Linked DNA regions of Homo sapiens: region 2 is linked to region 1. A link is a loop called in an ENCODE intact Hi-C map of the cell type or tissue named here. Cell type or tissue: PC-9. All regions are shown on one strand. Each heading gives the region's core, and the rest is flanking DNA. Links, peaks and the distances in the headings are about the cores only.

Region 1 (11,822 bases), core at 1,521-9,520:
TAGTGCTTTTAACATTTTTCAAACAGCACATTACCTGCTGAGGACAAGAAATACACCTGGTATCCTAATCAAGAACTGTCCTTTCTAAAGAGTGCTCTTATTTAGACAGACATTTCTACAGACAGGCCCATGGAGCCCTGAATGCTCAGGAATCTTGACCAAACAGCAAAGTTCTCTAATTGGAATGGCTACATTTGTGCTTTAAAAGAAAAATTCTGTGGAACGCTGCCTGGGGAAGAAGGGTTGGAGGAAGGATAGGGGAGAACAGGGGGAGGATCACACATAGGGGAGGGCAGGAGGACCCAATGGCTGCACGCAAGATGGTGCAGTCAAGCTCTCTGTCAGACGTGCCTCTGTCACGTAGCCAGGCAGTGTCAGCTACTTCAAGTCCACTACCTGGATTATTTTTCTTGGTTATTCTTCGTAAGCATTTGGAATATAAAATCATCAATGAAAGGGGGAAGCCCAACTGTCTTGGGTCTCCAGAAAAATCAGTGACCAAGTGAAATTGGAACCTGGGATTCTATGGGCTCTTAGTATCACAGCCACATTTGCACTCACTTCTTTCAAAGTTTGTGTTCAGAAGATTATGACCTGACATGTAGTATAAGCATAAACAATTGCTCCTTTATAGCCTCCATTTATTTTTATCTTGTTAACATCGAGGTATTTCTGCAAGTTACCACAAATTCCTTTTGGAATGAGGTGAGGCACAGAAAAAAAAATCAAGGGTACTTACTCACTGAGTCCCTCCCTTCTCCTAATCCCACTTTTCTATGCCTGCCACTAACACACTGTCATTCACACACACACACACAGACACGCACATGCACAGACATGCGCGCGCGCGCGCGCGCACACACACACACACACACACACACATATTTCTCAGTTAAGTGAATGACTCCTATCCCGCAGAACCACATAGGCTTCTGCTGAGCTTCTTTTATTCCTACCCAACTCAGGTTACTGGTATCAAAATAGATTTTTCAGCTCTGAAGACCCATTGCTAGGTGGAATTCCTTCATCCCTCTGTTTCATTGTGAACATCAACTAACATATAGAACAGCTTAAAGAATTACAGAGTGAACACCCATATTCCCCCCACCTAGCTTCTACGGGGGCCACAAACTGTGACTGCTTGATCACACATCTGTCCAGCTATATTTTCCTCTACTCAACCAGCAACGATCAATAATGTGATGCTTTTACATTCCGGGAAACTGGCCTTTCTTTCTGTGCATAATTGCAGCCTCTGAGTCCCCATGGTCACTGGTAATGACAGCAAAAACAACTCTACACACCTCTTGGTGAGGCGTCCTATGTGGCAGGCACCGTGCCTATTGATCATTATCACTTCAATCCTAACATTCCTACTTCTGCCATTTTTTAGATGAGGAAACAAGGCACTGAGAGATTCAGTAATTTGTCAAAGTAGGCAGGTTAGCAGAATGGCAGGGCTGGAACTTGAACTAGGCCATTGAGCACTACACGGATAGTATTCTCTCTCAGCTCCTGTTTTATTTTACTGCTCATTAATTTATTTTTTTGTTGGGACAGGGTCTTACTATGTTGCCCAGGCTGGTCTTGAACTCCTAGCCTCAAGTAATCCTCCCACGTTGCCCTCTAAAAGTGCTGGGATTACAGGCATGAGCCACTGTGCCCAACCTTCAGCTGCTGTTTTATTAATAGATACAACATTTTCCTACAACTGAGGAGGCAGTGGCTTGCACACCACAGGAACCAGAGGGAGCTCAGGGATGCTCCAGCTCCGTATACACCATCACTGCTGAGTGTTACTCACCATGAATACACCCCTAAGATAAGCGGCACCAGACACAGGAGTCAGAAATGGAAAAGAGGTGGGGACTCTGGTAGAATACCGCGACATCTCCACCTTAGAATAATAAAGTCCCCTGAGCAATACTATTGCTTCTGGCACTGGTAATCCCCTCGCAGAGCTGCCACTTACTGAGCCTCACCTTGTACCCACCTGGGGCTAAGGGCTTTATATACCCTATTTCAGGGGACTGCCGAGGGTGGGGGTCAGAGCTCCCCCAGGACCCTCTTAATTCACTCTGGCCTGGATGTGGAGGTCAAATGCTTTTCCTCTTTACTTAGAGGAGATGGAAGAACCTGAGGGTAGCTTGCAAGGCTGTGGCACCATATGCCAATTTAAATAAATGTGAGTTGATCTAAACTGGCTTATAATTTTGAATTTCCTAATTAAAAATAAATATGTCCCTTTTCTAAATTTCCTATTCATTATCCACCCTCTTCCCTTTGGTTGCATTTTCTGATTTTGCCCTTCAGTTTAATGCTATGTTTCCTCTTTTTTGTATAACTTCAACAGCAAAAACATCCATGAATAGATGTCCTTTATCTTTGCTGACCAACAGCTGTGGTGACTGAGGTCTCTTTTGAAGGTATGGTGTCTGAAGCCCCTCCCACCTTGGTTTGGGGCTACCACACCTCCTTAAGCATTGGAGATCAGTAAACTAAATTGGGCTTGAGGCTGCATCCATACTTTGAGTTCCTATTCTTCTGCAACCTAACTATGTAAACAAAGTACAATCTAAGAGTATGCTCTTATAACAAGTAGCTGAGTCTCAGCCAATCACAGCAGCCAAGCTTCAGCCAATCCCAGGCTGCCAACTGATCAGCCCACATCTATATAAATGCCCAAATAGGCAACTGTGGAGCTGCAACCAATCCAGCTGTAGCTGTACTTGCTGTCTTTTGTTGTTTATAAATGCTGCCTGCCCATGTTGCTGGGTGAAGCTCTCTGAACTGCCCCTGGTTCTAAGGGCTGCCTGAACATAAATCCTTCTATGCCTTAAATAAATCTGCTAAATTTAATTTGTCTAAAGTTTTTCTTTTAACAGAGTGACTGACAGCAGCTTCCATTCTGCTGTGCCTGCTATCCTTTGAATTGCCTCAGCTTTGGCCAGAACTTTTTTTTTTTGAGACAGAATCTCATTCTGTCGCCCAGGCTGGAGTGCAGTGGTGCCATCTTGGCTCACTGCAACCTCTGCCTCCCGGGTTCAAGTGATTCTCCTGCCTCAGCCTTCCTAGTAGCTGGGACTACAGGCATGCGCCACCACACCCGGCTAATTTTTGTACTTTTAGTAGAGACAGGGTTTCATCATGTTGGTCAGGCTGATCTCAAACTCCTATCCTCAGGTGATCCACCCACCTTGACCTCCCAAAGTGCTGGGATTACAGAAGTGAATCACCATGCCCAGCCTGTCCAGAACTTCTAAGCCATCTTCCTAAGTTCCTAATAACTTTGTTCTGTCATGACTCTTGACCATAACTGGCTGCCTGACCTCACATCTCTGCTCTACCTCACCAACAGTCAGATCTCACCCCACCCCAACCCCTCAGCCACCTCACTCTCTGGCCTTATTCCACCCATTATCACCGTTTTTTCCTGCTTCCTACCAGAATGATAAACTAGCACTCAGGAAATCTCTCAGAATGGATTTGCCAAGCCAATTGTTTTTTTTCTGATACCAAAGCTAACAAAACATGCTTTTTCCAGATGGGTAACATTTTGAAACTGAGGCACTCCTTGTTTAAAAACAATACCCAAGAGCTCTACAACAATGCTGTGTCGCCCAGGCTGGAGTGCAGTGGAGTGATCTCAGCTCACTGCAACCTCCGCCTCCCACGTTCAAGTGATTCTCCTGCCTCAGCCTCCCAAGTAGCTGGGACTACAGGTGCCTGCCACCAAGCCTGGCTAATTTTTTTTTTTTTTTTGTAGTTTTAGTAGAGACAGGGTTTCATTATGTTGGCCAGGCTGGTCTTGAGCTCCTGACCTCATGATCCTCCCGCCTTGGCCTCCCAAAGTGCTGGGATTACAGGCATGAGCCACCATGCCCAGCCACAACAGTGTTTTTAAGTGTATCATATCCATCAGATCTTCTAATGTTGAAGAGAGACCATTTGTTTCACTGTACAAAAGGGGAAACTGAAGACCAGAATGTCAAAGGCATTTGCCCAAGGTCACAGAGTACTTGCTCTGTCCAAGTGTACCAGAGAGGATGAGAGAAGCAGCCTTATCCCCTCAGCTGGTTGAGAAAGGTCCAATCAGGAATAGCAGCTGAGTACTTAACAAAACAAGTTAAGTTCAGAAGCTCAGCTCTGAGCAGCCTTGATTAACCCAGATTTTGGTTCAGGAAGAGCAAGCAAGAAGAGCTAGCACAGAGAATTCAGCCTCTGGCTAAGATGCAGAGCTGGCTGCTGAGTTTCAAGGGGATTCAACAAAAACACACTCACTGGAAGAGTAAAGTGAGAGAACAGAGCAATCATCCTAGGGCCAACTGTTTCCAATTGTGCTAACGGGCAGGTTCCGGAGGCAGTGGACAGAGTCCTGGAGACTGGGATTCCCACCTGACTCCAACAAGGAATGTGGATCAGTAGAGGCAAACCCACTCTTGTTTAAAAACTTGCGAACAGTCTGTTTCTCTTGGCCTCAATTTCTTTCACTTGCAAAACTAATAGGCATGGGGAGATTGTACAAGAAACCCACCTGCAAATCTGTTATGTACACAGACCCTTCTTTTGAGCTCCAGACACATACATTCAACCGCCTTCTAGACATCCACCTGAATGTTTCTCAGGCATCTTAAACTCAACGTGTCCCAAACCATCTTCCATCACACAACCCAGAAAGCTCAGGAAATCGGTCCCCTTCTCTCTCTCTCCTTGCTCCTTAAGCCTAATCAGTCACCAAGTCCTGCTTCTTCCCTATCTTTGACACAGCTCACATTAATCCCTTTACTCTCCACCTCCCGCCTTATCATTGCTCACCTACAACTGTACAACAAACACGCATTGCTCCCCCAGTCTCCAGCCCTGATGCCCTCCAGTCATCTCTGTCTAGAAAAGATCTCATCATGTCATTCTACTGCTCATTTATTCGGTCAACAAATATTTACTGAGCATCTATTAAGTGTCAATCGCTCTCCTAGGTGAAGATTCAACAGGCAACAGAACGGACAAAAAGTTCCAGCCTCATAAAGCTTACATTCACCATTCAAAATAATTTAGTTATTTCAAGAAGAAGAAGAAGAAAAAAAACCTAACTGTTGTTAACTGTGGCTTTGCAGGAAGGAGTCTAGATAATCCTCTAGAAGTTTCATTTTATAGCCTTTTGTACTGCATGAAAAAAATTATATCTATACTGATATTGTTATTCACATTTTATTTGCACCTCCTCCATAAAGCTTAACCTTTCTTCCTCCACAAAACAATAGGTGCTCACTCCTCCCTCCTGGGCCCCATCATTGCATTTACCCCACTGGACTCTGGTTATTTACAAATCTGTCTCCCCTATTACACCTGGAACCCCTTGAGGGCAGAAAGTTTATCTTCTTAATCCTTGCATATCTGGTGCCTTGCATGGTTGTTCAATAAATATTAATGGAATAAATGATTCTATAAAATTAAATGCCTACATGCATACAGATTTCTGACACATTTGTAAAGTCCCGGAGGACCTCTACTGTTTCATATAGTTCTTCAGGTTATGATCTGTGTTTTGTTCTCAAATCAGATTAAGGGGAAAAAGCGTTTGCTAGTCTACCATCACCATATAGGGAAGAACAGCTTGTTCTTGAGTGCCACCTGCTGGTCAAATAGAGTAAAGCTCTTTGGTTAGGCAAAGAAGGTTAATCAATGCTGAAATACATTGAAATGAAAGTAATGAGTAGTTACCACTACTGATTTATAGATCTGAAATGCTAGGAAAATAAAGTACAAAACTGGACACACACTGTGATGTTAATTATAAAAAATATATATATTGAAGGCAAGGACTTGTAGTTGTATTGGATATTGGGACTATGGGTGAATTCCTCTCTGTTCCCAGTTCTTTTAATATTATCATATGTAATCAGTGTTAGTTAATAAAATTATCAATTGAAGTCTGTCCAATTTATTAAAGTGGACTTAAAACAACACCATCACTTCTCCAGTTGCCACAAAACTGTGAACCTGGGCCACCTGTGACTCCTCCTCCTTCATTCTTTGGGTTAAGGTCAAGTCCTGCCAATGTTTCTGCCTACACATCATTCCTGTCCAACCAGTGAAAGGCACTAGGTTCAACTTACAAGCTGCCTGCCTCAGTGCTAACCAAGTTGGATTTCAGTTGATTAAGATTTACAGATCCATCCATTCATTGAGCAAACATTTACTGTATGCTTTCCTTTGTGTCAGGCACCCCATTTAGGCTGGTTCCTCACCAATTCCAGATATGAAAAAATCTTATTCATTTGGATAAACTGGGGGAAAACCAAGCCCGATTACTGAAAAATCCCCAAATGGTAGACTAGCAGGAGGAAAAAACTCATTTATTCCTGCCAAGTATTTCATGAGAGCTGAAAAACAGAGGCTTTGAAGACCTATTTTCAGTGATATAAATAAGAATTCTTGGTAAATTAACAGATTGAATATCTTCACGCACATTCACAGTGTCTGAAAACAATTTGCTCTTTTAGTCAGCTTACATTAGTACCCTCCAATCCTGCTAACCCAATATCATAAATAGTTGCTTAAATTGTGTGTGTGTGGGGGGGGGTGTTTGCTTTTTGTTTTTCTTGAGACAGAGTCTCGCTCTGTCACTCAGACTGGAGTACAGTGGTGCGATCTTGGCTCACTGCAACCTCCGCTTCCCGGGGAAGCAATCCTCCACCTCAGCCTGCTGAGTAGCTGGGACTACAGACGTGCACCACCAAGCCCAGCTAATTTTTAAAGTATTTTTTGTAAAGAGGAAGTTTTGCCATGTTGCCCAGACTGGTCTTGAACTCTGGCCTCAAGTGATCCCCCAACCTTGGCCTCCCAAAGTGTTGGGATTACAGACGTGAGCCACCACGCCAGGTCTAAATTGTTTTTTAATAGCTTGAAAACATTAAACCTTAGTATATCTTCTGCTAACTTATTACAAAATTTTGAATCAGTATGGGGCAGATGAGAGTTTACTGCCAACCCTAGTCCCTTGGCCTAGAGCTTCACCGTTCCTAATCTGGATATGGCTCTGCCCTGAACCTGCTGAGGAACTATGGCATTACACTGCTTTGATGTGCCTATTTCCTCATCTATAAAATGGGGATTAAAAATAATGCCTCATCTTGGAATGTTCAGAGGATTAAATGAGGTAAGGTAGATAAAATACCAAGCACAGGACCTGGCACGTAGTAAATGCCTGATAAATTGTTAAAATGATGTTATTCGATACCTGTGCTCCTTTATCCTGACTGCCTGTGGTAGCATTTGCCACTTGGCCTTTTCATTTACTAACCTTATGTGTGTGTGTGTGTGTGTGTGTGTGTGTGTGTGTGTGTGTGTGTTTTGTCCCAAAACTATTAAGGGACTATATCTACATTCCTATTAGAATACAGAGCTTAGTGCCTTGGATCCAGTAGAGCTAGGGAATTCACTCTGCCAGCTGTCCCATGAAGCCCTTTCCGTCTTGTGCAGTTTAGGGGGATGGAGGTGAGGAGGTAAACGAGGAGAGCAGGCAGCAGGGTTAACACGGGCAGTCAGGACTGCCAAAGTGACAAGCTGAGAATAAAGAGGTGGCCTGGGGGACCAAGGAGAGCTTGCTCGGAGCTGTGGCCTTGAGGACACCCTTTATCTGCAGGTAGCCTAGGGTCATCTGGTGGGCTTCATCTCTGAAGGCACATCCTAGGACCTAGAGGACCTGTGACTTATTGTCATTTTTAGAGCTGAAGGCCCGGCTCAATTGGAAGCTCTTTAAAAGGGAGTGAGCTGCAAAGCCAGAGTAGGAGACACGGGTTGTGATGCTACACCTGAGCCCTGACACCTGTCATATTGGCGACTGAGTCACCAACCCCACAGTGAATGCAAGAGACTTTACACCAGTCCTTCTCCAAGGTGGGAACTGTCCCCTAAGGCAGTCCTTCTCTAGCTGCTGTCTTAATATGTCTTCTTAATTTCTTCTTATGCTCCTGGGTATATTAATCATGAAACACACATATTTATAGAAGAAAAATTAACATGATGGATCTAGCTAGAGCTTTTGATCACTACCCTAAATAGATTAAATTTTTCCATTTTTCCACCAAAATACCCAAATCCCTGCTGACTTTCAAATGAAACTCTTCCTGTAAAGCACATTCTCCAGCAATGTAGGTAGGATATGTCCCAGAGACCACAATATCTGTCAAAAAAAAACCTTATACACTCAGCAACTCTGCTCATTGTGGATTTATCCAACCCTACTAGCATAGGTAATAGGTGTGTCTTCCCCTCATTGTCATATTTCAAAGAACAAGACACAGATGCGATGGTGACAAAATAAGAAAAGCTCCTACCAGAACAAGCTCCTTTCCTAAATTCACTGGGTGCCCCAGGCACTGTGAAGACTGGGGCCTTGCCCTTGAGGAGTTTATAATACACTAGCAATTATAAAAATACAAGAGTATATGTCAGGTATACAGCAACAGAAGTAAGGACCACAGAGGTACTAACGTGAGCCTGGGTACAGGAAGGCTCCACGAGGGCCTATCTATATAAGCTAAAATGTTTGCTATTTATCACATATAGAACAGGAGGTGAGGGTAGCACTGAACATTTTCAGCTGGGATAACAGCTTCACAGCAAAGTGCTGAGAAAGGCAATCTGCTATAGGATTCAGGATGGTTTGGCAGGGGAAGAGGCTGGTGGCACCCCACAAAGGAGTGGGGTATGCATGCATCATCCAGAGTCCTAAGAACTGACAGAGGAAAACAGATGCCCATCTATGTGAGAATCAGGTAAATTAGCCCCTTCTCGGCACCTCCCTCCCCCCGTCTATTTTTTTTTTTTTTTTAGATGGAGTCTCACTCTGTCACCCGAGCTGGGGTGCAGTGGTGCGATCTCAGCTCACTGCACCTTCCGCCTCCCAGGTTCAAGTGATTCTCCTGCCTCAGCCTCCCAAGTAGCTAGGACCATGCCCAGCTATTTTTTGCATTTTTAGTAAAGACAGGATTTCACCATGTTGGCCAGGCTGGTCTCAAACTCCTTACCTCAGGTGATCTGCTTGCCTCAGCCTCCCAAAGTGCTGGGATTACAGGTGTAAGCCACTGCACCCAGCCCCCTCCCACAATCTTTACACCAGATGTGGCCTGTCTCAGTCACACTCCCCTCCCCATAAGAACCAGCAAATGAGATTTTTTTTCTTTCTTTTTTGGGACACAGTCTGGCTCTTTCACTCAGACTGGAGTGCAGTGGTACAATCTCAGCTCACTGCAGCCTCAGTCTCCTGGGCTCAAGAGATCCTCCTGCCTCAGCCTCCCAAGTAGCTGGAACTATAGATGCATAGCACCATACCCAGCTTTTCCTTTTTTTTTTTTGGGTAGAGACAGGGTCTATGTTGCCCAGGCTGGTCTTGAACTCCTGGGCTCAAGTGATCCTCCTGCCTTAGCCTCCCAAAGTGCTGAGATTACAGGCATAAGCCACCATGCCAGGCAAGAACTTGGATTCTAAACTTAGACAAATAAACTCCCATTCTAAAGGTGAAGATGCTAAAATGGGGAAAACTTTATAAAAGGTAATACAAATCATCACAAAATTAATTTGGAAGAGGAGGACAGAACAGAAGAAAAATAATTTGAAGACTATAATTAGATCACTTTTTATCACCAAACTGTACATCATTCAGAGCCATTAGGCTGATACAAACAAAACACACTCTGGGTCCAAAATATAAACTTCTCTCTTCCCATTTCTGACATTTAACATAGTAAGCAATGTAAACAAAATAAAATGGCAACTTACTATCCAGGAGTCTCTGAAGAAATTTCCGGAGTAGGGCTGATGGCTGAGCTCTGTACATGTCCAAAAAAGAAAAAAAAGAAGAAAAAAATAATGTAGATGATTTATTTTGACTCATATGTTTCAAGCCAAGAGGAAAAAGAGAGAGGTCAATTTCTTTTTCCTAGTTTAGACCAGGACCTCTGGAAGTCAGGGGGGCTGGAAGGAAAAGGTCTTCGGTGCTGGTGGAGGGTGGTGCTCTTTCTCTGGAAGGAGAATGTATGGGCAGGTGGGCTCTCCTACTCCTGGTCTTTTGCCTTCCAGTGGATGCAGCCAAGGCCCTCTGGGTGGGTCAGGAGAAGGCCTCCTGGCTCATACTCATCTTCTGTCACAGGTCACTGGGCAATGGCCCACCGTGGGCCAACATGCTTTAGTGACATGGACAGCACATCCTCCACCAGCTTCTCCACAGCCCTCAGACCCCCCTCTGAGCCCAATGCAGAGCCCTTCATGCACCCCAAATGCCACATCCAGAGAGAGGGTCACCCAACACTTTAGGTCCAGCATGTACAAAAGCATACTTTAAAATACCACACTGTATTTAGATAACTTGTGTATGCCTGCAAATTTAGGAGTGCAGAAATGGGGAGAAATGCAATTTCACCAACTACATTAATGATCACTTCAGCATGAATAAGGGAATGCTTTATAAAATTACCAGGCACCACGCAAAAGGAAGAAAACAACCAAGAGCTACATGCAGAGAAAAAGCAACATAATTCTGTAGTTTAGGGTTTCTGTTGTCTTGGAGAGAAAAATGCAAATGCTTTGATATGCTTGTTTTTAAAAATAAGGGAGTAGTTGAATAAATCAATGCAAAGGTTAATTTTAAAGATACTTCTACCTTAAATAATGGCCTTATCTCTAATAATGACCATTTTAAGAAAAACTAGCTATTTGGAGAAGAGACATTTAAGGAAAGGACAGAAAGAAAAGGAAGAGATTGTGAAAGAGAGAAAAGGAAATGACAGGGAAGGAGAGGCAAACTCACCCACTAGCCCCCTGCCTGCTGAAACCTGTTGGGCTTGTATGCTTTCATTTCTGAGGGCACCTCTGCTCTGGGATGAGGACTGTACCCCACGCCACCCCAATTATTCCTCAGAGAGCACACCCCTCTTACCTTCACATCCATCCTCCAGCCCTTTTGGCTGCACTGTCTTGCCTGCCCATCCTCTCCTTCTTGAGTCTCCTATCTCTGAACACCTGTCCTGTCCAGTCTTCCACCTTGAAAAAACTTTGACCCTGTAGAGTCCTCTGGGAACACTCCCCTCCCTTCCTTCCTCCCACGGCCACATCTTTTCACTCAGTGCTGTACCTCTGCAGGCTCCAGATTCTTTGCCATATACTCTAACTCCCAAGAACTACTCACCCAGCAACCTCCAAAGCCTTTGGAAACATCTTAGTCATCACATCCACTGACCTTCCTGGGAGTCCACCTTTCTGGACATCTGGGAAGATCTCATGCTTTCTCCTCTTGCTCCATCATTCGCTTTTCCCTCCGCCTCTGTGAACTCTCCTTTCTCTCCCTCTCCCCTTCTCCTGTTCCACATCACCCAACGTCCCCATGGGTAGTTCTTGGTTTCACATCCTTTCTCTCAACACAATCCCCTCTTCAGTCTTTCATCTACTCCCTAGTTGGGTATCTTCTTCTATCCCCAGGGCTTCAACCATCGCCTCTCCTCAGGTGACTCCAATCCCCATCTTAAGCCCATGCCTCTTCCAAGAACTCTAGTTTTAGAGTTCCAACTGCCTACCGGATATTACCTATATGACACCCAACCAACACCTCAAAGGTCAATTACCTAAAGCCAACTCCCTCACCTTGCCTCTGCCCTGATCTTCTTCCCAGCTGTCCTCTGTGACGTGCTCACATCCTCATTCTTCCATCTGCCTGGCCAAAACCTTAAGGTTGTCTTTGTCTTAATCCCATCCCCCAATTCTTTGCTCTTTACACCAGTTAATTAAACTATCCCACTGCAACATCCTCAGTGACCTGGCTTGCA
Region 2 (11,822 bases), core at 3,135-11,134, 100 kb before region 1:
TGCCACAGCTACACAATGGTTAAAGAATAATTTCTTCAATGGTGTTGGAAAAACTGGATATTCACATGTAAAAGAATGAAGTTGGACCCTTACCTAACACCACATAAAAAAATAATTTGGCTGGAGACAGTGGCTCATGCCTGTAATCCCAGCACTTTGGGAGGCTGAGGCAGGCAGATCACTTGAGGTCAGGAGTTCAAGACCAGCCTGGCCAACACAGTGAAACTCCATCTCTACCAAAAACTACAAAAAAATTAGCCAGGAGTGGCAACGCAAGCCTGTAGTTCTAGATACTCAGGAGGCTAAGACCAAAGAATCACTTGAACCCAGGAGGTAGAAGTTGCAGTGAGCCAAGATCATGCCATTGCACTCCAGCCCAGGCAACAGAATGAGACTTCATCTTAAAAAAAAAAAAAAAGAAAGAAAGAAAGAAAGAAAGAAAGAAAGAAAGAAAGAAAGAAAGAAAGAATTCAAAATAGATTAAAGACCAACATAAGACCAGAAACTATAAATATAAAACTTCTAAAAGAAAACATAGGGGGTCAGGTGCTGTGGCTGACACCTGTAATCTCAGCACTTTGGGAGGCCAAGGTAGGAGAATCACTTGAGCCCAGAAGTTCGAGACCAGCCTGAGACCCTGTCTCTATTAAAAAATAAAAATAAAAATAAAAAAAGCTTCCTAACATTGAATTTGGTGATGATTTCTTGAATATGACACAAAAACACAAGCAACAAAAGCAAAAATAAACAAATAGAACTACATCAAACTTTAAAATTTCTGTACCACAAAGGAAACAACAGAGTGAAAAGGCAACTTATGAAATAGAAAAAATATTTGCAAAACATACGTATAATTAATATCCAGAATATATAAAAAAAAACTCCTACAACTCAACAAAAAACAAATAGCTCGATTAAAAAATGATCAAAGGATTTGAATAGACATTTAGCCAAAAATGATTAACAAGCATATGAAAAGATACTCAACATCACTAATCATTAAAGAAATGCAAATCAAAACCAAAATGAGATATCACCTCACATCTATTAAGATGGCCACTATCAAAAAGACATAAAACAAATGTTGGTAAGGTTGTGGAGAAAATGGAGCCCTTGCGTATTGATGATGGGAATGTAAAATGGTGCAGCTGCTGTGGAAAACAGTATGGAGATTACTCAAAAAATTAAAAATTTACCATATGATCCAGCAATCCCACTTTTGATTATATACAAAAGAAATGAAGAAGGATCTCAAAGAGATATTTGCTCACCCATGTTCATTACAGCATTACTCACAATAGCCAGGAGGTGCAAGCAACCTAAACGTCCATAAAAACATGTGTATTCGTGTGTTTTCATGCCGCAGATAAAGATATAGCCAAGACTGGGCAATTTACAGAGAAAGAGGTTTAATTGGACTTACAGTTCCACATGGCTGGGGTGGCCTCACAATCATGGTGGAAGGAGGAGCAAGTCACATCTTACATGGATGGAGCAGGCAAAGAGAGAGAGAGCTGGTGAAGGGAGCTCCTCTTTTTAAAACCATCAGATCCTGTGAGACTTAATCACTATCATGAGAACAACATGGGAAAGATTTGACCCCATGATTCAATTACCTCACACTTCGTCCCTCCCACAACACGTGGAATTCAAGATGGGATCTCGGCGGGGACACAGACAAACCATATCAACATGAATAAAGAAAATGTGAAAAAAAAATGGGATATTATTCAGCCTTAAAAAAAGAAGGCCCCATCTCTACTAAAAAAATACCAAAAAAATTAGCCGGGCATGGTGGCACACGCCTGTAATCCCAGCTACTCGGGAGGCTGAGGCAGAGAATTGCTTAAACCTGGAGGGGCAGAGTTTGTAGTAAGCCAAGATCGCGCCACTGCACTCCAGCCTGGGGGACAGAGCGAGACTCTGTCTCAAAAAAAAGAAAAGAAGAAGGAAATTCTGTCATATATTACAACATGGGAAAACCTTGAGGACATTATGGTAATTGAAAAAAGACAAATGCATGACTCCAATTATATGAGATATCTAAAGTAATCAAACTTAGAAAGTATTATAGTGGTTGCTAGGGGCTTGAGAGATGGGGACTTTAAGGTGAGGTTGTTTTTCAATGGGTACAGAATTTCAGTTTTTCAGGATAAAAAAGTTCTAGAGATGTGTTGCACAACAATGTACACATAGTAAACATTACAATACACTTAAAAACGTTTAAGATCATAAATTTCATGTTTTTTAACACAATAAAAAAAGACAAACCCATAAAACAGAAAAAAAAGGAACAAACTATTGATACATAAACCTATCGATACAAAAACCTAAATAAATCTCCAGACAATATACTGAGTAGAAAAGCTAATCCCAGGTTACATACTGTATGATTCCATTAATATAACATTTTTGAAATAATAAAAATATAAAGAGTAGATAAGTAAGTTGCCAGGGGTTAAGGAGGATGAGGGAAAAGGAGGGAAGCGAGTGTGGCTATAAAAGAGCGACATGAGAAACCCTTGCAGAGATGGAAATGTTCAGTATCTTGAGTGTATTGATGTCAATATCCTAATTTTGTTACTATTGTGTTTTCAAGATGTTACCATTGAGGGAAATTGGTAAAGGGTATAGGGGATCTCTGTATTATTTCCTATAACTGCAAGTGAATCTACAATTATCTCAAAATAAAAATTTTAATTAATTTTAAGAAATATTTTCCCCAAATGGTGGAAGTTAAGTGCTAGCTGGAAATAATGTAGAGGAATACTTGTTTTTTATGTAGGTGGGGGAAAGGAGGTAGGCGGACCCAGAAAAATCTTTCCTATCTCATATCCCAAGAAATGAGATGTCCCAGCCTGATTACCCCAATGTTCACCCAAAAACGCCATTCTGGGAAACCCTATGTAATCATTTTCAGAAGGGAAGCCTGGCCTGTGTGCTTCCTAAGTTTTGGTCTTCAAAGGCACACATATTGGTCCTGCAATAAGAAACCAGAGGGGTAATTGTGGGCACCAGGAGAAGAGAGAGGAATGCCCGCACAGCAGAGCCAGTTTTCTGTGGGTGGCAGGCAGGTTTAGCTAGAGGGGCAAGCAGCCTTCATGATAGAGGTGTACTTCTGATTCAGCTCTGAAGAAGCCAGGGTTAACATCATCCTTGTGATAATATTTGAATAGAAAATGATGCATCCCTTTATTTCCAGGGCAGCTGCTTAGAAATCTCCCTCATGAATGTTTGGGGGCAACACCTTACAACACAATTTGGAAGAGCTATTATCTAGGGCCTAGTATGTTGGTTACAGGAGCTCTCCAATCATTCCTTGAAGAGAACACCACCACCCCATCAGTAAGCTGATTAGCTGTGTGGGCTGGCTGAATTTAATGGGCAAGAAAGAAGTGTACCATAAGCCACAGCAAAGTCTTCTCCATTACATTTGTCTATGTGCTTCCACACTTCTGTAGCCCCCAGTTCTCAGAAGTGATGGGGATGGAGTTCCTCATGGAAACTAAAGTTAGCAATAATTAGCATTTAGTGAGCACCTACCAGGGGCCAGGCACTGTGCTGAGTGCTCTGTGCACATCCCATTGCATTGTCTCAACAACCTGGTGGTAAAGAAGTTAGTATTATTTCCACCTTAGATCTCAGGAGACTGAGTTTCAGAGATGTTACATGGTTTTCCCAAGGTCACACAGCTAGTAAGAGGCAGAGCTGGAATTCAAGGCTCAGGCCCCTCTATCTACCAAGCCTTTAGGAAGTATCAGGCAGTATCATATAAACAATGAAATCTGGGCTCTGAATTTTCTGATTTTGACCAGGGTCCCCTCAACTCAATTAAAAGAGAACAGAGGAAAGGTGCTAGCTTTCTGCTGAACTGACATTTTCTTCGCCCACCTGGTACACAGTAGGCACTCAATAAATGATTATGCTGAACTGACCTAGAGGAAAAAGGCCACTGAGGACCTCCCCCTCCACTGTGTGCACTGGGAGGAAGGGCAGCAGAGAAACCCCCTCACCTGCCTTACCAGTTGGCAAGGCTATCTCTGTTCTTATCTGACTGGGACACAGCTCTGTAAAGACCTACAAGACAGATAGCAACAGACACACCACAATACTTTCAAGTGCATAGGACAAAGAAATCCAGGGCAAGCCCCAGAGAATGGGTGATGACCTCAGATGCAAAGTATGTAGTGAGCCAATTCTGGAACTTCAGCGAATTTCACAGACTAAACAGTGGGAGGGAGCGAGCACTTGGGACTTGTGCTGACTGAGCAAGCAAAGTTACCAGGTGACTGCTGGGCTCACAGGAGAATCTTTCTTTGTGGGAATGCACTAGAAATACACCAGCAAGCTGAGATCCCCCCATACAAGCAGCATGGCCAGTTAGGCAGCTCCTCTGCCTTAGGCTGTTGGTTTTCCCACTGTTTCTGGGTTCAGCCTCAAAGAGTGCGGGGTGGAACAGAAACAGGACCCTCTCTGCTGAGAAAATCTGCAAAGAGACAAATTTTGATACTCGGCAACTACTGCAGCCAAAGAGTCTGGGCCAGGGGCTAGAGGAAAGGCTTAAACAGCCACCTGGTAGTTTCAGACTCAGAGGAGGGAGCAGGCAGGGAACATGAGAGAAGAGAGACATTAATGAAGGAAAAATAGCCAAGGCCATACTAAAAATATTTCCCAGGCACATATTTCTCCCAATGCATAGCAGCTCTTTCAATTAAGGATGTGTCATTTCCTGGGTTACTAAGTCCAGATCATGGAATATTCCACTCTGGGACAGTAAAAGAGGGTCATGTTCTCAGCCTCCCCAGCACCAAAGCAGCTAAAAACAGGGATCACAGGCCCCCAGTGTTTCCACCACTCCTGAGCTGCTTGGAAGCTTCCTCTCAGGGTGTGTCTGTGGAAAGCCTAGGGGGACCAGTATGACACCGTTTCTCAGGTATCTCAAATGTCCCCACAGTCGCCTGGAAGAGAATCATCATCTCAAGCCAGTAAGCCCTTGCAAGAACCAGAATTTGAGGGAAGAAGAAACATTGGTGGAGACTGCCTTGGTTACTATGATAAATGGCCAGTAACCTTTAACATCTTCTAAAGCCAAAGTCACACAGAAAAAAGTCTGCCCTACCAGACTCAAAGAAATGTTAAAAGAAATCTTAGTGTCAGCTGGGCGCAGTGGCTCACGTCTGTAAGCCCAGCACTTTGGGAGGCCGAGGCAGGCAGATCACCTGAGGTCGGGAGTTTGAGACCAGCCTGATCAACATGGAGAAACCCCATCTATACTAAAAACACAAAATTATCCGGGCGTGGTGGCGCATGCCTGTAATCCCAGCTACTCGGGAGGCTGATGCAGAAGAATCGCTTGAACCCGGGAGGCGGAGGTTGTGGTGAGCAGAGATCACTCCATTGCACTCTAGCCTAGGCAACAAGAGTGAAACTCCGTCTCAAAAAAAAAAAAAAAGAAAGAAAGAAATCTTAGTGTCCTCTCAGTGTCAGGCACAGGGAACAGGGATGCACATGTCATGGGTGTCCAATGACATCTGTCTCTCTCTGGGGAGGGGAGGGGTGACTATATGCAAGGAATGCCCAAGGAGCCCTTGAGAGGTGTTGCTACAACAGCCCTTTCCAAACATTTAAGTAGTTTGGAACCTCTAGTATCTTAACCTCTCTCAACCTGCATTTGAAGCCATTGGTTTGCAATTTAATTACCCTAAGAGTTGAGCAGGTTCTTGTTAAAGGTGAATTGGGGAGAAACTGAATGGCAAAGCGGGCTTCAGAGGCAATACAAAAATTGATGATTCCAAGTGAGAAAGGTTCTCAGAGCTAAGGCAAGTTTGGACCACACAGTGTTTTCCAACAAAATTTAAATGTCACCAATAATTAAAAATCAGGAGATTTCCGAAAAAAAGAGGCTTTCCAACTTCTGTTTTAATGGAAATAATTAGCAGAAATGAGACCTGCATGAGGCACGTGGCTGGAGCCAAGGAGCAGCGTCCCCTCCGGACCAGGAATGCACGCTCCAGCTGCCACCCCCACCCCCACCCAGCACCCTTGTTTACTCAGAGCTCTGCCTCAGTTCCTCATCCTGCCTGCCACTTTTGGGTATTTGAGTGGGCAATTCCTAACCTAGTCCACCCACTTTACACCTACAGAGAATTGGCCCCATCTTTAACCCATCCTCAAACCCAGTTCCTTTGCTGGGATTCCCAGTGTTTCTGGATTCATCCTCAAAGAGCCTGAGATGGAGCAGACACTGGGCCCCTCTGCTGGCAAGATCCAGGAGACTCCAATAAAGACTCAAAGGGCTTGGTGGCTCATGCCTGTAATCCCGGAAATTTGGGAGTCTGAGGTGGGAGGATCACTTGGGCCCAGGAGTTCGAGACCAGCCTGGGCAACACAGTGAGACCCCAATCTCTACAAAAAAAAGTAAAACTTAGCCAAGTGTGGTGGCACACACCTGTAGTACCAGCTACTCAGGAGGCTGAGGTGGGAGGATCACTTGAACCCAGGAGGTCGAGGCTGCAGTGAGCTGTGATCAAACCACTGTACTCCAGCCTGGGTGACAGAGCGAAAGCTTGTCTCAAAAAAAAAAAAAAAAGACTCAAAGGCAGCTGCAGCCAGATGATCTGTGACAGAAGAGGACATGCCTCCTCAGTCCCCAGCAAGGCACTTCCTCAGACACCTCTCCCCTTTCCACCTGCAGCCCTACCTCTCCCCCAGTTAAGCCTGCCTCTGTCCCCAGATCAGAACCTATTCCTAGGACAAGCATTTATATCCTCAGGGACCTCTCTTCTTTCATGACCTCTGGTCCACTCTAGGGAAAAAGCAAACACTGCTTCACCAAAACTATGCAGCATGAAGTATTTCTCCCTTGCTTAGTTCAGATGGTGGACATAAGCACAGGCTACTCTAGATTCCCTCAAACACTCCCCGACTAATAATACTGAAGAATTTCTCGGGAAGCAGCAGGCCTGTCAAGGAAGGACTATGTTCAATTAGAAGATGATGACCACAGAAATCAAAACACAAATAAAAACAGTTCTGGAGGATTAAGTGATTTGTTTGTGCTTAACACAATGCTGGGCATTTTACGTATTAATTCTTACTTTTACAGACACCCTATAAAGCAGGAGGTATTGTCCCCTTTGTGTAGATGAAGAAAATGAACACAGAAGTGTTCTGCTAATGTAGTCATTTTTCTCCCTGGAGTAGTGGCTCTTGCACCTGCCTGGGCAGCCCTGGTCCTGATGTGAAAAGCCCCTCCCAGGAGCGGCTCAGAGGAGGACTCCTGGGCTACTTACGGTCTGCTGTTCGCCTCCACCCCGCTGGCAGCAGTCTTTGACTCCAGGGCATTGTTGAAGTTGGAGATATTTTCAGAAGAGTAGAGGCCAGCTGGGTTGTTGTACTGGTTTGTGATGACCCTGGCAGTAGTGCTGGAGGCAGGCGAGGCGGTAAAGGGCATGGCACTTCGGTTGTGGGCGCTTCCTATGTGCAGGACCTCCTGCAGGCAGGGATCAGAGGAGAAATCAAGGGGGGCATCCAATGCAAACCCCTTGATGGGCAGTGCAGGCTGAGCGCCAGGGAGAGGTGTTCCAGCTGCTAAGATGGCCCTAGTTCAACCCAAACTTTAGCTGAGGGACACTGACACACCCACTGAGACACACGGGCAATGACTGGGGAAGTTTCCCACAATGGGCACCTGTGCGAGTTCACACCCCCTGAATCATCTCTACCTTCTGATTCTTCCTTGAGGCCCAGCAAAGCCTGCCCTCTAAGGCACCCTCGGGCAGGACAGCCCTTGATGCTTTGGGCTGTAAGATTCAAGTCAGAGCTAAAACACGCTTTCAGGGCACATACCAAAGAGATTAAAGCACTAGGTGAAGAGAAATATGCAGTCACTTTGGTCAGTGCAAAAGCAGGAGATGATAAAAGGTGGAGATAAATTCTCCATAAGTGAGCAAGTTAGACAAGCAAGGTAAGAGGGTGTGGTGTCACAGGGGAAGCAGCTGCTGACTAGGCAGAGATGGTCTCAGTCTCCTGCAGAGCAAGGGTAAAGGAAATTAAGGATCTATTGTTTCTTCTGGGAGAAAGACAAGGCTAATCAGATAGAAGGTCGGGGATACCTGTTACAGGGGCGGTACCCAGCAGAGCTGCAGAAAAGGACTTTTGAGTTCCTTGTGTTCTCATTCCCCTCTTTCTGTAATTTGAGAAAGTTCCCTCCACCCCCACCCTAGACTTGTTAAGAGTCAGGTGAATAATTACTACAGCTACAACATCTCAGAGCTCCTTTACAAACCCGCAAAGCCACTTTGGAAATTAACATTCCTGTTTTCTAAAACTACAGCTTTTCTACTTTTTCTTTCCCTCCTGCCAGCATCACAGCTTTTCTGATAGCCCAATCAGCAAGGTCCTTTCTATATGGGTGTCTGGACAACCCATGGCTTCTAGGTGATGCATGCTCTGTGCAGCCAGCTGAACTCAAAATGTGTCTTAGTGTCTGTGTTTTCCAGAAAAATCTTCCTGAACTCTAGTCTCTTTCTTAAAACACCCAGGCCCAGAACAGCTGCCTCCAAAAGAGTTCCTGTCATCTGTTGCACTTCCTTTTTTCTCTCCTTTTTTGTTAAATATTCAAGTCTTTTATGCTTTCTTAAAAAAAAAAAATCATGAAAACTAAAAGCTTTATTGAGTACCTAATTTAAAATAAAAGAAAACAACCTGAAAATATTTTTATGTTTAAGACTTCTCTTTTGGGCCGAGCGTGGTGGCTCACGCCTGTAATCCCAGCACTTTGGGAGGCCGAGGCGGGCGGATCACCTGAGGTCCGGAGTTCAAGACCAGCCTGACCAACATGGAGAAACCTCATCTCTACTAAAAATACAAAAATTAGCCAGACATGGTGGCGCATGCCTGTAATCCCAGCTACTCGGGAGGCTGAGGCAGGAGAATCTCTTGAACCCAGGAGGCAGAGGTTGCGGTGAGCCGAGATTGTACCATTGCACCCCAGCCTGGGCAACGAGAGTGGAACTCTGTCAAAAAAAAAAAAAAAAAAAAAAAAAAAGATTTCTCTTTTGGCTGGGTGCAGTGGCTCACGCCTGTAATCCCAACACTTTGGGAGTCCAAATCAGGAGGATTGCTTGAGCCTAGGAGTTCGAAACCAGCCTGGGCAACATAGTAAGACCCCATCCGTAAAAAAAAGTTAGACAGTCAAGTAGCCTGTAGTCCCAGCTACTTGAGAGGGCTGAGGCAGGAGGATCATGTAAGCCCATGAGATGGAGGATGCAGTGTGCCATATCGTGCCACTGCACATCAGCCTGGGTGACAGAGCTAGACTCTCATCCCTAAAAAAACAAAACAGGCCAGGCACGGTGGCTCATTCCTGTAATCGCAGCACTTTGGAAAGCCAACGCAAGAGGATCACCTGAGTTCAGGAATTCAAGACCAGCCTGGCCAACATGGTGAAACCTCGTTTCTACTAAAATATAAAAATTAGCTAGGCGTGGTGGCACCTGCCTGTAATCCCAGCTACTCAGAGGCTGAGGCAAGAAAATCACTTGAACTCAGGAGGCAGAGGTTGCAGTGAGCCAAGACTGCACCATTGCACTCCAGCCTGGGTGACAGAGCAAGACTCCATCTCACAAATAAAAAATAAAAATAAATAACAAAAAATAAAAAACAACACAAAACTTCAGCAGTTATCAAAGAGTAGTTAAGTAAATTTTATGGCACAGCTACCCAAATAAATAATATATAGTAATTAAAGGCTATGGTCATGAAGACAGAGATTTACAGATGGGTGGCCTGGTACCCTTGCCTACATGTGCCGCAGCCAGGATGGTCATTCTTTCTTCTTCTCTCCATCACCATGGCAATTCCTAGGAGCAGCAGAGGATGCAGAGCCCCAAGGAAGGGTCTTTATTTTTCCGCCTTGGCTCAATTTTTCCCTGCAATTTCCTGTTTGGCAAGGAATACCCCTCTAAGCCCATTTTTCATCTTTAAAATGAAGAAGATAAAGCCTTCTTTACAAGGATTTGTGTGAGTTACTAGAGTGTCAAGTACAGTGCCTGGCTCGTGGCACATATTCAACCAGGGTCTGTTCCCTTCTCCCTCCACCGAAACACATTTCCAATTAGAATGGAAGTCAATGGAAAATTCAGGTTGAAAATTCGGATGATTTCACTTTCTAAAGAATCTTTCAAGAATGCATCTGGTTTGTACATAAAAGGAATATCTCTACCCTCATCTGAATACTGACTGGTCTTTCCAGAAAGCAGGCAGATTCAGGGCTTGCCTTTTAGAAGGGATGATGTAATTGTTTGGGCTTTGTATTTATCAGTCTCCAAGGAAACTCAATAATGAGGAAGTACAAACTAGGTGTGTAACTATGCTGACCTCAGATAAGCTGGGGTGTTGGTTGGCATTACATGAACCAACAGATCTTTTTATTATAGATGAACTCTGCTCTTACTCATTTATCCTCTACTTTAGAATGGCTGGAAGTAAAAGACTGGAAAAATGATGGGTGAGAAGTTTTTCTTACAGTAATAAAGCATTACTAGAATCACAAGAAAAATACAAGGGTTTAAAGTATTTGAGAATTTTTGTAATCTGAAGAGAACTACCTTCAAAAGATTAATACAGGTAACTACAGATTTAAAATGAAAATTCAAATATACTACAAATGAAAACTATAACTGAAATTTACATAATTACCTTATTTACATGAAAATGAGGATTTCAGATAGACCAAGTTAAAACGAAATCATTCCTTGTGTGTTATAAAATATGTAAAAATTAAAATTTAACAATTAAAATTTAACATTTATGGTAAATTTAATGAAGTAGCTGAGAACTCCCAAGGAAACTGAAACTAACTGTGGCATGTTTTAAATTAGTTTGCACAACTGCCAGTGTATAGACCAAGTGCCATTTTACGAACTTTCCTGAGAGGAGTTGTATAGAAGAATATGTTCACATCAGTTTTGAAATGATGCAAAATGATCCTTAAAATGACTCTTGGGATTTTTAATAATTATTTTTACTATCTTAATGGCAAAAATTTTATGTGACTTCGTTTTTGAAATTTTAATGGATTCTATTTGAGAAAATATGACTTATATCCAACCACCCAATTAACACACACTAATATACCAAGTGAGTTCAACTTCATACAAGTTTCTGTTTTATGTATAAAAGATAGCTAGCTATATATTGTATTTTAATTACATCTTAATTCACCATAAAAACTAAATAGTATCCCAAATTTAGAAAAATAAGTTAAATTTCAAATCTTCAACTTGGGTCAAATGCATAACCATCACAAACCAGTGTAAAATTTTCAAAAGGCATTATCAACATACCTAGTTTATCATTACTAATTCATTAATGTATCCAACAGACACATACTTTGAGACAAGTAGCATGTTGGGTGTGAGGAATTTTACAAAAGATGTTCTAAACATCTCTAAGTTTGTCCCTTATTTCAAAAACAATACCCATGCCTTGTAGATTATTTAGAAGAGGCACATAAGGCAGAAAGAAATAAAATCACCTACAATCCAATAATCCAACTACTGAGAGATTTATTCACAAATATGGGATCTTAGGGCAGTCTACTGTCCTGAGAAATTCTATCTGGGTGACAAATTGTACACTATGTACTGCTTTTTTTTATATTAATTGCTGCTTTATTTTAGTAATTTTAAAGTCTCACTAGAAGTTTCACTGTAACAAAAATAGAGATTTCCACTCCATGGCTCATGGAAACCAGACAGGGGCATACAGTGGGGAGAAGCAGGGCTTCCTATTACATATTCCCCGATTTCTTCTAGGCT

Evidence for each region. Peaks named below come from ENCODE experiments on the same cell type or tissue, not always from the same donor. Only the 100,000 strongest peaks of a DNase experiment are listed, where the experiment ranks them.
Region 2: a loop joins it to region 1, with 5 times the contacts of the local background. A loop is called at or near these places in 5 of 110 quality-filtered maps.

The regions. Positions count from the first base shown.
Region 1 is chr10:95,357,867-95,369,688 of GRCh38, forward strand. SORBS1 (sorbin and SH3 domain containing 1) reads right to left here. Exons shown (of 33, transcript NM_001034954.3): 22 at 9,784-9,833. Among named protein-coding and RNA genes, the nearest start is that of PDLIM1, 73 kb to the left of the region's middle. In PC-9, for the core only: CTCF peaks have their summits at 5,631 (motif pointing left) and 5,834; a DNase peak (open chromatin) is centred at 5,605.
Region 2 is chr10:95,256,572-95,268,393 of GRCh38, forward strand. PDLIM1 (PDZ and LIM domain 1) reads right to left here. Exons shown (of 7, transcript NM_020992.4): 4 at 7,293-7,492. Among named protein-coding and RNA genes, the nearest start is that of PDLIM1, 29 kb to the right of the region's middle. RefSeq lists enhancers at 3,827-4,516, 7,739-8,514. In PC-9, for the core only: no CTCF peak of the experiment used is centred there; DNase peaks (open chromatin) are centred at 4,170, 4,800, 7,930, 10,320 and 1 weaker place; H3K4me3 peaks cover 890 bases; H3K27ac peaks cover 7,666 bases.